2 separate regions of the Homo sapiens genome follow, and region 2 is linked to region 1. A link is an interaction called in ENCODE POLR2A ChIA-PET data of the cell type or tissue named here. Cell type or tissue: GM12878. All regions are shown on one strand.

Region 1 (2,500 bases):
ATTTTCTTACAATTGACTTTTGGTGTATTTTTATTTTCGTGTGCTTTAAGATATCTTCCCTTTTTTTTTTTTTTTTTTCTTTAAAAGACAGAGTCTTGCCGTGTTACCCAGACTGGAGTGCAGTGGTGTGATCATCACTCACTGTAGCCTCAGACGACTCTGAACTCAAGCAGTTCTTCTACCTCAGTCTCCCGAGAAGCTGGGACCACAGGTGTGTGCCACCATGTCTGGCTAGTTTTTAATTTTTTTGTAGAGACAAGGTCTCACTGTGTTGCCCAGGCTGTAAAATATCTTTCTTGAGCTGGTCCTGATGGCACAAGTGTGTAATCCCAGCTACTCAGGAGGCTGAGGCAGGAGAATCGCTTGAGCCCAGAAGTTTGAGATCACCCTGGGCAACATAGCAAGACCCTGTCTCAAAACAACAACAACAAAAACTTTTCTTTAACATTCCGAGAATGCTTATTGGCTTTAAAAAACAATGATAGTGGCCAGGCACAGTGGCTCACACGTGTAATCCCAGCACTTTGGGAGGCTGAGGCAGGCAGATCACGAGGTCAGGAGATCGAGACCATCCTGGCTAACATGGTGAAACCCTGTCTCTACTAAAAATACAAAAAATTAGCCAGGTGTGGTGGTGGGCGCCTGTAGTCCAGCTACTGGGGAGGCTGAGGCAGGAGAATGGTGTGAACCTGGGAGGTGGAGCTGGCAGTGAGCCAAGATCGTGCCACTGCACTCCAGCCTGGGCGACAGAGCGAGACTCCCTCTCAAAAAAAAAAAAAAAAAAGTTTTTTTCCAAAATAGAATAGTAAATGGCCCTGACAAGGTCTTTGACAAGCATTGGGGTTGCACACTCAACTGTATCACACAATTCCAGGGGACATCATTCACATAAAATTTTTTTTTCTTTTTTCCTACTGGAGTTGTGCAGTGTAGCAGTCTGGGCTATATATTTACAGTTATTATCTAGGATTATCAGTGATTAGGTTCCATGGAAAATTTGAGTACTACCAAATGATGCATTTAAAAAGCATTTTTCAATGTTTCTCTGAAATGAAATTTTTGTCCAGGAGCTAGTTCTGAAGAAATGCCCTACAGGCAGTATGTCTAATGGATCAGACCTGGGAGACATAAAGGCCTATTTCAGGTACTCAACTCTGCCATTTACTGCATGAGTGACCTTGGGCATCTTGTCTAGCTTCTTTGAGTTCATTCTTTATCAGCAAAACAGGATTGATAATCTCTCCTTTTTATAGATGTGACAAGAATTATAAATAATGCATGTAAAATATCTGATGTAGAGCAGACCTCTTCAAGTTGCAACTGCTTTTACTTCTGTTTATTAGCACTTAGTACTGATTAGCCACAGCTTTTTATCAAACAAAAGCTTAGGGTATCAGCAAAGCAGAAAGAAAAGAATTTGAAAAACAATTGAAAGCATTTACTACCTAACATTTAAAAAAATACTGAAGTAGAATTAGGAAAGAAATAAGAATTTATTGGATTAAATGTTAGCTGTTTAGTATTGTTTTTATTTTGTATTTAATAGGGAGAGAATAGAGGGCTATACTATTATATTTTCTGTACTTGGGACCTCCAAAGGTCTTAATTTGGTCTTATCACCACTAACACCACCACTGCCATCTCCATGTCATGCTTGTGTTAAAGAAAGACTTTGAAATACGTCACCTAATGTTTAGGGTCGTAGAAATGCAATTTACTGTTTTGGGACTAGAGTACATGAATTCATATTACTTGACATCATTAGTTCTTCCCAGTAAAATGAGAATATTTGAGGTCCCAGAGTATTTTATAAGGTTTTAAAAACTTCATAATTTCTTAATGTTTTTTTGTTATTACCCATAGTGATTACAATAAAATCCTTAAAACAGCAAGGAAGGAGAACCAAGGAGATTAGATGTGCTTTATGGATGCAAGGAGAGAGGTTTAGCAAGCAATGGAGTAGGGAGTAAAGAAGAGGAGTTTAGCCTGAGTTTCTGGATCTAGGAAGTAATGTAGAAGTCTTAACTGTAGAAGAGTCTTTATAGTGATAGTGATTTTTTTTCTTTGATTTTAAATTATTTCTGCTTTGGTGTTTTCTGTTTGTTGGACATGTTGGTTTCATACCTCTGTATAGTAAAGAGGTTTTAAAACTTTGACCCAAACTATTTTGGCTCACACTTTTACTTCTCATATGGGCTTTTATAATAATATGGAGAGAGGGGATAAGAAGTTGTCTAAAGTAAAATCAAAAGTTGTTTGTCCATTTCCTCTCTCAAGTAAGAATATATCAAGAATATTTCAGTCTAGCCATTTTGTAGCTTGAGATTAGAGAAGGAAAGTTTACATTCACATGTTACCTTCATCTGCCTTTCTTGTCTTTGACCTGTTACAACAGAAATTAGGCAGTTTTTTTTTTCCCCTCACATATTCATTCTCTGCTTCTCTCAAGTTAATGAAACCTAGATAGAGGGCCCAATTGCCACTTGCTGAAAGAACAAAT
Region 2 (2,500 bases), 120 kb after region 1:
CTGAGGAAGATGGCTGTGTTTTGTTTGGGTTCTTCCTTTCTGTGCTGGTGTTCAGCAAATGCTTCTAGGCAGAAGGCTAAAGTGATCATAGGGCTTACTTTTATTGTTAATTTTCTCTCAGACATTACAGTCTTCTTTGACCTTTGCCCAATATCTGAAAACAGTTTTTCTAAATATGTTTTTTAAAGTTTTCTAGTTTATATGTGAGGCTAATCTAGTAGTTATTCTTTCATGGTTGGAGATGGAACTCTGTTTAGCAGCTATTAATAAATGTGCTTTTTTACCTCTGGTATTAGTATAAAACCAATAATTGTAATTGTATCTGTTAAATCTCTTATTTGCTGTAAATTGAGTTTTGTTTTATGGTATGTATAAGAGGTATTAGCAGAATACATAAGGAAATGTGATTAAGACTCAGTTCTGTCCTGCAACTTGAATGCCTATTCTGTGCCCAGGGCTTTCTATAACTTGCTAGAGACAGAAAATAACACATGAAGTGAAGATCAGGCTTTTAACCTACTAGAGGAGGTAGTCATATGTATTAATTATTTATTGCTATGTAACACATTACCTTTAGACTAAGTGGTTTAAAGCAACAATTTATTATCTGTTGGTCAGAATTTAGGGATGGTTTAGCTGGATCCTCTGGCTAAGCTCCATCTCCTAGGTGAGGGTCTTTAAAAAGCCTGCATTCAAGATGTGGACCAAAGCTACAGCTGTCTTGAGGCTTGACTGGTGATGGTGCATTTCTAAGCTTGCTCACGTTCACTGGTCATTGGCGGGATTCAACAACCTTGTGAGGTGCTTGTGGTCTTAGGACTGAGCACTTTAAATCTTCGTTGGCTGTTGTCTGAAGGCTGCCCTCAGCTCCTTTCCACATGGGCCTCTCAGCATGATGGCTGACAGTATGGTAGCTTGTATCATCAGAATAAGCAAGCAGGGACAATGTGAGCAAGACACAGAAGCTCCAGTCTTTTGTAACCTTATCTTGGAAATGAAATTCTGTCACTTTTACTGTATTCTATTTAAGAAACAAGTCACTAGGTGCAGCCAACACTCAAGAGGAGGAGATGATACAAGGGCATGAATAGTGGACGCAGAGATAGTTGGCAACCATTTTAGAAGCTGCCTACAACAGCATGTGGCATATTAATTATATAAAGAATTGTAAATGGGTCTATAAAATAATGTAACAACGTCAATATATACCACATAATAATTTGCTGCATGGTATGCTGAGGTGCCTCACCACTGATGATTATTTTATTTAAGCCTTTTCCAGTATTCTCTGGGAGAGGTGGTATTTATTATCTCCAGTTTACAGATTGATGTTCAGTGAGGTTACCTAGCTATGATGTAGCAGAACTGAGACTCCAGTCTAGACACTGCTGATTCTAGCACCCATACTTTTAATTTCTATGTCTTGTCAGCATTAAAATAAAATTACTTTTTTTGGAGCACTTCTTCTGTGCCAAGCATTATGATAAGTGGTTTATATATGTTAACCTTATTTAAGGCTCGTGGCAACTCTATTAAGTCTCCTTATCTTACTGATATTACACTCGAGCTTCCAGATTCAGAAAAAGTACTTTGAAAAATCAAATATGTTTATTGTTCCAGAGACATTAAACAAATATTACCCAAAGAATCTCTGTAAATACTGAAAGAAATGAATCATTTAAATACCTTAGTACCTTAAAAAGGTGATATCAATCTAGCCTAGGCAACATGCCGAGATTTTGTCTCTCTCTCCCCTTTTTTTTTTTTTTGAGACAGAGCCTTGCTCTGTCGCCCAGGCTGGAGTGTGGTGTTGTGATCTCGGCTCACTGCAACCTCCACCTTCCAGGTTCAAGGAATTCTCTGCCTCAGCCTCCTAAGTAGCTGGGATTATAGGCACCCACCACCATGCCTGGCTCATTTTTGTATTTTTAGTAGAGGCGGGGGTTTCACCATCTTGGCCAGGCTGGTCTTGAACTCCTGACCTTGTGATCCACCCGCCTCAGCCTCCCAAAGTGCTGGGATTACAGGTGTGAGTCACTGTGCCCAGCCAATTTTGTCTCTTAAAAAAAAAAAAAGTGATATCACTAATTAAATAAATTTGCAGAAAGAATCCTGGCACATTTCAGTACATTTAGTATATTTAGTATTTTGCAGAAGGGTACTTTGTGAGTCTTAAGTAGTAATAAATTTATAAATTCTTGAAAGCCCACTCTGAGAAGAAATCTCAACAAACACTGCTATATAAATTTTAGTCAGAAATTAGCTGATATATGTAATTTTTAAATATTTTTACGAATTTGAACTATTTTTACTAATACTTTCACAAATAAGTTGAGTGGTTGTCATATCAAAGGCTGAACATACTTTCTTCAGTTATATCGTTGTCTTTGCAAAGTGAATCTTCTAAATGAAGAAAATAAGATACATTATTTTTTCATGGTTAAAAGGTAAACCATAAGACTCTCTTGGCTGGGTGTGGTGGCTCACATCTGTAATCCCT

What was found. Peaks named below come from ENCODE experiments on the same cell type or tissue, not always from the same donor. Only the 100,000 strongest peaks of a DNase experiment are listed, where the experiment ranks them.
Region 2: POLR2A ChIA-PET joins it to region 1 with 10 read pairs; 4 of 35 experiments call an interaction of 5 or more read pairs at or near these places.

What each region holds. Positions count from the first base shown.
Region 1 is chr14:65,435,863-65,438,362 of GRCh38, forward strand. All of the region lies in intron 1 of FUT8 (fucosyltransferase 8), which reads left to right. Among named protein-coding and RNA genes, the nearest start is that of FUT8, 24 kb to the left of the region's middle. In GM12878, no CTCF peak of the experiment used is centred here; no DNase peak of the experiment used is centred here; H3K27ac peaks cover 775 bases.
Region 2 is chr14:65,555,582-65,558,081 of GRCh38, forward strand. The region is part of intron 2 of FUT8 (fucosyltransferase 8); the gene reads left to right. Among named protein-coding and RNA genes, the nearest start is that of MIR625, 86 kb to the left of the region's middle. In GM12878, no CTCF peak of the experiment used is centred here; no DNase peak of the experiment used is centred here.